Regions from separate parts of the Homo sapiens genome. Here region 2 is linked to region 1. A link is a contact called in ENCODE Hi-C data. All regions are on one chromosome and are shown on one strand. Each heading gives the region's core, a stretch centred on a gene start or an enhancer-like site at or near the end of the contact. The rest is flanking DNA. Distances are from core to core; before and after follow the strand shown. Region 1 overlaps LINC01358 (long intergenic non-protein coding RNA 1358). Region 2 overlaps LOC112268263 (a long non-coding RNA gene).

The links. Hi-C counts contacts between places; a loop is a spot of excess contacts on that map. Pooled maps may share reads with other maps.
Region 2: a pooled map shows a loop between it and region 1 (5-fold over the local background). The contact joins two enhancer-like sites. A Hi-C loop is called at or near these places in 3 of 168 maps with a recorded cell type or tissue (GM12878, K562 and mammary epithelial cell), 2 of 37 single-sample maps with no recorded cell type and 9 of 50 pooled maps.

The regions. Positions count from the first base shown.
Region 1 is chr1:59,044,599-59,049,631 of GRCh38, forward strand. All of the region lies in intron 2 of LINC01358 (long intergenic non-protein coding RNA 1358), which reads left to right. Among named protein-coding and RNA genes, the nearest start is that of LINC01358, 27 kb to the left of the region's middle. RefSeq lists enhancers at 1,057-1,106, 1,962-2,031. Within about 2 kb of position 2,258, at least 6 of the 41 ENCODE cell types and tissues checked have a DNase peak (open chromatin) inside an H3K27ac peak, as active enhancers do.
Region 2 is chr1:58,752,743-58,757,775 of GRCh38, forward strand. It overlaps LOC112268263 (a long non-coding RNA gene), which reads left to right. Exons shown (of 9, transcript XR_007066129.1): 7 at 4,901-5,033. Among named protein-coding and RNA genes, the nearest start is that of JUN, 29 kb to the right of the region's middle. RefSeq lists an enhancer at 2,260-3,459. Within about 2 kb of position 2,814, at least 28 of the 41 ENCODE cell types and tissues checked have a DNase peak (open chromatin) inside an H3K27ac peak, as active enhancers do.

The DNA.
Region 1 (5,033 bases), core at 1,008-3,507:
TAGCTGAGACTACAGGCACCCACCACCACATCACACTCTACAAAAAATTTCTGTTTTTTTGTAGAGATGGGGTCTTGCTATATTGCCCAGGGTGGTCTCAAACTCCTGACTTCAAGTAATCCTCCTGCCTTGGCCTCCCAAGGTGCTGGGATTACAGGTGTGACCCACCACACCTGGCCAACTGCAGGGATTCTTTATTTGAAGATCATGGATAGGTTTCAGGAAATATGTGAACACTCTGAAATGTATACCCTAGTTCTGTTTGTGTGAGTATTAACTTTGATCAGATTTTCAGAGAGGTCTGTGACCAACTTCCTGCACTAAAAAATGTTTACAAACCACTGCTCCACAGGATAAAGTTCAAACCTCTCAGTCTAAAGGAAATACAAAGCCATTCATGACACAGTTTTTACATACACCATCTTCATTTTGGATTTCTCAGCCCCAATTGCTTGAACATGTCTTGCCGTTTCTTATCTCCTTGCCTTTGCTCAAGCTGTGTCCTCTGTCTTGAAGATCCTCTTTTTCTCATTCTTTCCAGGGATCTCCCTCCCTTGGTTAAGTCCCAGTTAACTAGTATAACTTCATTCAAGAGTTTCTTCTTCCAGGAGCTTCCCAATATGATTTGGCTGTGGGCCCCACCCAAATCTCATGTTGAATTGTGATCCCCAGAGTTGGAGGTAGACGTGGTGGGAGATGGTTGGATCATGGGGGTGGTTTCTAATGGTTTAACACTGTCTCCTAGTGTTGTTTTGTGACAGAGTTCTCACAAGATCTTGTTGTTTGAAAGTGTGTAACACCTCCTACTTCGTGCACTTTCTCTTTTCCCTTCTTCACCATGTGAAGATGTGCCTGCTTCTCCTTCACCTTCTGCCATAATTGAATGTTTCCTGAGGCCTCCCCAGCCATGCTTCCTGTATAGCCTGCAGAACGGTGAGCCAATTAAACCCATTTTCTTTATAAATTACCCAGTCTCAAGTATTTCTTTATAGCAATGTGAGAATGAACTAATACACTTCCTCTGACCCTCTCCTCCACACCCATGCTGGGGAGATGTTCTTCCGTGGGATCCCACAATCGACATCCATCTGGCTCTCTAGAATTGCACTGTTCATGTAGTGCTCACAGAGATGAAAGCTCTTTGAGAACAAGACCACACATTATCGCTTTCTTCCTCTCCTTTTCTCAAGCAGTGGTTCTTGGGGACTGCAGCATCTCACCTTCATAGAAACTCAACACTCAGACCTCACCCCAGACCTACTGAATCAGAAACTCTGAGGTTGGGGCCAGTGAGCTGTGCTTTAACAAGCCCTGCAGGTGATCCTGATGCCCGCTGAAGCCTGGGAACCATAGTCCTGAAAAAACGTCCCTGGCTCTTGTCTGTTCTGTTGTGATAGCTCCTAACTGGGCTTCCTGCTTCCTCCTCTGTCACCTTCCAATCTATTCTTCATCCTAGAGCCAGAATTATCTTTCTACAACATGGAAGGAAGGGCCCTCCTCAAGAGCCTTCAGTGGCTTCCATTTGCACCTATAATTAAATCCTGATCCCTCACCATGACCTACAGGACCCTGTGTGACCTGGCCCTGCATCTCTCCTATGCTGACCCCCTACCACCAGGCACGATGGTCTGCTTTCAGCTTCTGAGGTCAACCATCCCTTCTTGCCTCAGGCCATGTGCTGGGATGGGGAGAGGAATATGGGTGAGTCATCTTCTCCATCCTTGAGGAGGTATAGTCAACTAGGGGAGACAGATATGGACACAAATAGACATGCAGTTCATAGAAAGCAAAGTAGCAGGGCTGTGCATATGGTACAGAAACAGCAAAGACTCATTCTGTTTAGGGACTTTTGTTTTGCAGTGATTTCCAACTCTGCTTCTAAAGTTTGAAGGTGTAGTTTTTCTTATTCGAACATTCCAATACTAGGCATTCCATTGCCCTGAGCCTCAGTCCTGCTACTGCCATTCAGAAGCTATGCCCACCGTGCAGGGGCATTGGAGGGAGTACACGAGGATATACATCAAACGTGCCAAGCGGAGGGCAGGGTCTCTGCAGGGATCAGGGACTCCCATGTTTCTGGAGCAGATTCAAGTTTTGATGTTGTGGGGACTTACCCTTCCTGAGCTTCAGTGGGAAACTAAGTATCCCCTGAAAAAACTGAGGTGTTAAGGAGGAGGCTTGAGGTTGGGCCTACAGCAAAAGAAAAGTTCCCCTCCACTTTAAGAAATCTCCCTCCTGTGGGTGTGGTAGTGAATGTGAAAGTAGAATCTGCCTCCTGGCCCCTGCACTTACCAGAAGGGGCAGTGGTACTTGCAAAGGAGTTACAGAAAGAGCAGCAGCTGAACAGGAACTGGGGCCACCGGTTCTGGGAAGCTGGGGCTTTGGGGGAAGCGCCTGGCAGACCCCAGTGTTTACAAACTTCAGGAGCACCTGAACCCCAGCCTGTGTTAGGCACAGAGCAAATTGTGGTGAGCTACTGGCACAAGTCCTCTGGAGCCAGAAAGTCAAGACAGAAAGCCAGGATGACTCCTCTAGGGCCCAGGGCTCACAGTTCCCTGGACAAACAGCCTCACTGTGGCCTCTGGGAAAAGGTGGGAGGCAGAGCAGGCTGGTGGGTTAGATATTCATTCATTCATTCCCAATTTCCTCATCTGTGAAATGGGGAAAGAAATTCCTTCCACGTCTACTTGGATTGTATATAGTGGGGAAGGGTAGAGAACAGGTTGCTATGGAGACCAAATGAGATAATACATTCAGTTATTCATTTAATATACACTAAGCACCTGCTACGATAAAAATAATAATGGGCACTTATTGAGTACCTAGTGTATGCCAGGCACTATGCTAACTACTTTAATCCTCACAATCATCCTCCGAGGTAGCTGCCCTGATTTCCATTTACAGATGAGGAAACTGAGGCTCAGAGAGATGACTTGCCCAGATCACACAGCTAGTCAGTGGTGGATCTGGGATTTGAGAGCCACAGTGTTAAATGGGGCTCAAGTCTCAGCTCCTGTACTAGAGTCAGGGATCTGCAAGGTCAGGAATTATCATTTATCAATCTCTGAATCTTCGGTGCTTAGGCCACGGCCCAGCACATAACAGCTGCTCACTAAATGTGGGTAGGCCTCTTGCATATCTACAAGACAAGGTGAGATGAAACAGTCTGGTGGGGAAGTCAGGGAAGCAAACCAGCAGCAGGTAATGTAACAGGATCTATAGCAGATGTGCCTTCAGAGAGCTCCCTGAGGTTTGTGCTGGGTCACACTGTGTACCAATCAGGGTCCCAACAGTCTGACAGCTCCCAGGAAATAGCAGATTTCAAGGAGGGATTATATGCAAAGGTGCAGATATAGAAGAATCACAAAAGAGAGAGTAGGCACTTAATAGCTCCTGAACTGTTCTCACAACTCTTAATAGCTGCTGAACTGTCCTGCAGAGTTGCTTTCCTCAGGAGGAGCAGTGAGGAACATGGCCAGTTCAGTGACGTTGCAAACAGTGTATCAAAGGAATATCATACTCTCTCCCTTCCTCTTTTCCCTCCCTCTGGTCTCCTGTGGCTCCCTGTTGGCCAAACCCAACTAGAAACAGAAGGTTCAAGAACCCACCAATTCAATCCCCATAGATCAACCTCTTGAATACAGAGCAGATGAGGAAAGGTAATGTATGGATCTAGAGGGGCAAATGAAAGGTATTCTGCATGGACCGTGATATAGTGTGGATGTGTGTCCCTACCCAAATTTCACGTTGAAATGTATCCCCTATGTTGGAGGTGGGGCCTGGTTGGAGGTGACTGGATCATGGGGGTGGATTTATCATAAATGATTTAGTACCATACCCTTAGTTCTGTCCTCATGATAGTGAGTTTTCGCATCTTGTGAGAGATGTCATTTAAAAGTGTGTGGCATGCTCCCCACTCCCTCTCTTGCTCCTGTTCTGGCTATGTGTTGTGCCTGCTCCCCCTTCACCTTCCACCATGATTGTAAGTTTCCTGAGGCCTCCCCAGAAGCCAAGTAGATGCCAGCATCATACTCTCTTTACAGCCTATGGAATCGTGAACCAGTTAAACCTCTTTTCTGTATAAATTACCCATCCACAGGCATTTCTTTACAGCAATGTGAGAATGGCCTAATATGGACTGGAAGGATATGCAGACTTTTCCTGGAAAGCAGAGTTGAGGAAGGACATCCCATCGAGGGAAAGAATGTGCAATCTTTTTGTGTGGAACGCTCAGAACATTCTAAGTACTTTGGCATAGCAAAGGCATAGGGAATGAGAGACAGCATGGTAGGAAATAAAAATGTGTTCAGAGAGTGGCAGGGGCTGGCTCATGGACAGCTAAGGCAGGGAGCACTATTCTGCAGGCACAGGGGACCATGAAGGGCAGTTAAGTATGGACTTCCTATGACTGCAGAGTGGGTAACGATTCGAGGAAAGGGAAGGGGTCTAGAGGCAGGGGTCTCCTTGGGAGGCACTGCAACCATCCTACAGAGATGAGGGTGAGGGTCGGAAGAAGCAGAAGCCTACCCTCTCTTAAGCAAGATGAAGACAAACGAGACCCGTGGACTCCATGGAGGCTGGATCTACATCACCATAGTGCCATTGCCTTCCTTCAAGGGCAAGTGAGGAACAGGTATGGCTGCTGGTCAGCCCTTGCACTGGGCTAGTGCTCAAGACCAGAGTGAGGTCTTAGTGTCCTGGGGAGAGTTCTGGATTAGGTTTCTTTTTGGGTGGAGGGAGGTTGTGAAGGGGACTTTGGGAGAGATTGCAAATCTGTAAATGGGCAAGGCTGCCTTGACCACTGAGAGAGGAAGAGAAGGATACAGGAGATCAGAAGATTAGAAGGAGCTGCCTTTGTTCTTAGAATATGTGGGAGGCCATGCTCAAGAGAAGAAATGGATGCCGAGAAGGGAATGTGTGTGCATCTGACACTAGGAAACAAATTGGAAGAAAATTGGTAGATTGCTTTGATTTTTTTTTTTCTTTTGCTAGTGTTAAAAATCATGGAGAACTGGGAGAGAAGGAGGGGAGTA
Region 2 (5,033 bases), core at 1,564-4,063, 290 kb before region 1:
TGGCATGAGTCATCACACGTGGCCTAGATTCATCTAAATTTTAAAACATGGGATGTTGCAATCAGATAGAAGAGCCAGATCCAGTATTGGCAGCTGTTACTGGTTTTGTGACCTGAAGAAGCTAATCAATGTTTCTAAGCCTCAATTCCCTTCTCTGTAAAAGTGGGTGCTCACAGTGTTGTTGAGAAGATTAAGCAGGGAAGAGTGTGTGAAACTACCTTACACATAGCAAGGGCTCAATAAATGGTAGTAACTGTTCTTTGTTTTAAAAAATTTTTGCTTAATCCACTGCACAATAAAGTGACCCATGGAAGACCTTGGGAAATGTTTACAGGTTTCAAATTTGGTGTTTGCCAAGTATTGCAAAACATCTACCCCTCCTCACTACACACTTGTACTCCTGTTAAAATACATTACTGTGCTTGAAGGTGTCCAGTCTTCTATTGTCTTGCATAGTAGCACAGGCGAGCTTGGTGAAGGTAGGTGGAATCAGGGTGTGTTTTCAGCAACAAGTGAGCAGAGGAGCTGAGCGGGTGGTTCTGAGCAAAGGGCCCGAGAAGTGACAGCAGAGGGGGAGTGATGCCGAAACGATAATATTAGAGTACACAGAGTAATGCACAGCTGCCAGGTCACACAATTTGAGAACTGCTTCAGAACAGTCAACTCTTCCACGCTGTTGCTAAGAGACGGGGGAGGTGGGGAGGCATTCATCCCTTGAACAAAAGGGAGGGGAAAAACACGAACAGACATGAACTCTAAGTTTTGGAAATGATTTCATGGACTCCTATTTTCTGAACGTTAGTGTCTTTGGAGACATTTTCATGTGTTGAGTTCCTACTGTGTGCTATGTGTGGCTCAAGGCACTGGGGAGAGAGCAGTGGACAAAGTCCCTGTTTTCATGGAGCTTCTATTGGATTTGGTCTTCTCCTTTGATGTTGAGGGGACTGACTGAGGTCCTCAGAAGGGAAGAACTTGCCTAAGAACTGAAGGCAACCTATTGGCAAAGCTGATATTTGAATCCAGGCCTCCTAAATCCAAGATCGAGACTTTTTCCATATACTACATTTTACAAAAGAGATTCATCTGCAGCAGATTTTAACGTTAGCTAGGACTTAAGTACCTCAGCTAGGTCAAGGTCCATTCACTGGAGATTTCTGCAAATGAGTCCAAAAAAATGATGTTTTTTTAATTTCAAGTGTCCCACGGAGAAGTTTCATATTTATTCAGAGTCCTTGTCTTCCATTATTACACCTAGTTGAATGAAACTGTATAGTATGAAAGGAGGTAGGGAGAATCAAAACAGGAAAAAGATTTGGGTATCTCATAACTGCTGAAAATTAGCAAGACATGGAAGTCAAGAGATCTGGGTGCAGAAGCAGTTTCTACTTCTTCCTACCTGTGACCTTACCTCTTTAGGCCTGTTTTCCCACCTATAACATGAGGGATTGCATTATAATAATCTCAGCATTCTTCTCCAGCTCTAAATTTATGATGAGTCACCCAACAGTGCCATGCAGTGAAAATAGCCCTAAGGCCCTAAGATGTAATTTCAGAGAGTGACTGTGGTTCAAAGATGAAAAACTGAGTGTTAATTGCCCCTTCTCCTGTGCTCCCATGGTCCTAGGGCAGGGTGCTGCTGTAGTGCACATTCTGCTGTGCATGCTGAGAAGCTGGCTCCGGGTCTGCACCAGCAGAAAGGTCTGTGCTTATGGAGGGTGAGCACTGTGTCCTGTGCACTGCCACGTGACTGTTTTTGTAGGCCTTTCTTCCCATCAGACCATGACTACTTTGATGGCAGGGACCATGTCTTATTTATCCTTCTGCCTTAGTGCCTGCCGCTGAGTAGTCTGTAGATGTTTACAGAGTGAAGGAATCAATGAATAATGACTGAGTGAGAAAACTATACTTTTTCAGGGTCAATAAAGGAAATAGCACAAGAGAATCTCCCCTGATAAACTTGTCAAAGTGATCCCAGAATTAAACATTCAGGCTGGAGAGGTTATTAGTGACTTGCTTAAGGCCACATTGTTTAAAAGCAGCAAAGCTAGGACTCCTTTCCTCTCTCCTTTTCTTTCTTTTATTCAGTACCCCAAAAGGGTGTTTGGCTCCAGCATTGAACACAGGTGACTTTGAATAACAATTTATCGGAACAAGATGAATTTTGAAGCAGGTAGGAGGGTGGCTTTTGAGTCTGACAGATGTGGGTTCAAATCCTCTGGGGCCGCTGACTATCAGTGTGATCTATGGCAACTTAACCTCCCGGAAGCTCAGTTTCCTCGTGTGAAAAGTAGAAGTGATAACATCTCCACCATCTCCCTTGCAGGCTGCTTCTGTGGGGTCATTTGAAGGCTTATGGTTAACCCAGATAAGAGGTAGGATGGGAGTTTCTAACACAAGTCTCTTACTGTCCTGCACGATTTGTTGCTTCAGAGAAATGGGGTCTTCTCTATCTTTTTTGAAATTCCATTGTTGGCTTAGACAATGAGTAGCCTTCTGTGTATGTGATGTACATTCTCCCCCAGACCTACTGTTATGTATTTTCCAGCCTACTGAGGTAGTCCAGGCCCATTCACTATACACATCAGTGTGTGCTGGCTTGTGTTTTTACCCTTTCTGCAGCTACAGCCTGAACTAAGACTGGGTCCTTGCAGCTCTCCAACACATGATTGCTGCCTGCCAGAACCACAGACCTTTCTCGGGACTGGCACGAATTTCAGCCAACAGAGCCTGCACAGAAACACATGGAAAAGGCTTCCGGTGGAGCTTACTGTGAGTCACAGACAGCCATAGTTGCACTGGATAGAGAGCTGGCAGATGCCATCAGCATATGCCCTTAGAAACTTTGGTTGTTTTGTGGCCTGGAGAAGAGCCCAGAATTATGGAGCCTAAGAGGCAGCACCTCTGCTTTCTGAAGAGGAAGCCGTAGTGCCGTGGACTTCACCACGTGCACAGTGGCTGCATCCAGACCTGAATGCCCCTCTCATTACTCACCGGAAGTGAGCTTTGAACACTTCACACAGGAAGATGACTCGCTCCTCCAACAAGATGCAGAAAGTCTTTCCAAGCAAATGACTTGAAGTGTTTAAATATTCTGTTTCTTAGTCTGCTTTTTTTCTGTTAAATCCTTCAGCTTGAATGAGCACCTTTATCTGCAAATTGATCTGGTTGTAGCATCCCTTGACCATGTAGGTGGATTTTTAATTTGTACTTAAGGCCAGTTACAATATGCCATCTGCAACTCTGCTCCCTTTATGCTCCTGTAGCACTGCTATAGAGAGGAAGGGTTTGTCGTAGCAATGGGAAATAAAACAATGAGCATACAACTTTTACAATTGGAAATGAAGAAGCATAAAAAAAAATAACGGCTGATATTTGTTATCGGTCAGGCCTGAGTATGAGAATTATGGGTCTCTAACATGCCTGAATTAGCAAGAGGATGAAATTGCAAGAAGGCAGGCTGGAGAACAACCTCTTGACCCCACTCAGCATTTTGGAGCATGGCAGCTTAACAGATCCAACACAGAAAACAAGGGAATGGGTTAGTCTGGTGCTCATTCTCAAAGGTAGATGTGTCTGAAGTGAGAACTCTTGTTTGCATTCTCTGGAACCAAGTAGGGATCTGTCATCTTTTGGGAAGATCTGTCCTTCCTCAGCAGGTGTCCCATCAGCAAGGACAAAATCTGGAACCCAGATTCCAGGGAAAGAAACTAAGAAGAGCTAGGCATGGATCCAGGCCATTCAACAATAGGCTAGGGACAACAGCAGGCTCTGAGCTCAGGGAAGGGACGCTTGGGCAGAAACTAGTCTTACGGGATTGGGGAAGGTAGCACAGTATCACAGGGAGAGCATGTCTTTGGACTTGAAGAGACATAGATTATAATCCCAGTTTTGGTGCTTACTAGCTATGTGATTGCAGGTAGGTCAGTTTCCTTCATGGGACTCATCTGCAAAATAATTCTTACAGAGGCATCATAATACCCAAGATCATAGTCAAATAAACTTGGAATAGAAACTCTGGCCCATCATTTATGAACCATTAGTTCCTTAACTTTTGTCCTAACCTTCCTTAAGCCTCAGTTTTCCTATCTGTAAAAAGGAGATAAGATTACTTATCTTAGATCTAGTGTGAGGATTAATTGAAACATTGCAAGTACAATACTCAGCATAAGGCTCAGAACACAGAACACATTCCATAAATGGTGCTATGATTGGTCCTGGGATATTGGCTCCTGGTCTGGTTGGCAGTGAAGGCAAGGAAAACATGTGTGTGGGATATGCTGACAGTTTAGGGGATGTCCTAGAGTTTCCCATAGTTGTCCCAGTCAGTTTGATCTTGGTATTATGCACTAGGCTGTGTACTGTTTGGCCCCAGTTAAGATTCCAGGTCTGAGAACATTTTTGAAGCCCCTAGATGGATGGGCTGAGGTGATGAAAGAGGTAACTTTGATATGAACTATGCCTCAATAAGTGGGTTCTGCAAACTGGGGAAGGCAGGGCTGAAGCTGACAGCTTTATAGTTCAAAGAGTGTTTTCCCAAATATGATTTAATTTAATTTAACCCTTATAGCTTGCATCACCAAAATTGTCCCCAAATGAAGAAACAAAGATCCTGAGAGGTTCCCTAAGTGGGAGTCAGTGCTGGTACAGGGTCCTGAACTTGGCAAGACTGCAAAACCATGCTCCACCTGTGTCGCAGCAAGGCTGTGGTGTCTGTCCCAATGCAGTAGTCAGTGAGGATCTGCTCTCTGCTCAGTCCTGTGGAGGAGGCTCATAGTGTTGACCCTGTTCCTGCCCTATATATATGTGTATAGTATAATAATAATAATTCTGGGGATGTAATACAGTTACTATTTGTTGAGCACTAACTGCTTAACATATGCCATCTTATTTTTTTTCACAGAAAAACACCATAAATAGGATTTCTGATGTCCATTTTATAGATGAAGAAGGAAGGTTTAGCAAGGCCATTCAAGGATACACAGCTAGAGGACGAGATGGAATTGAAGTCCCTTTGTCAGCATCCTTTTCATTCT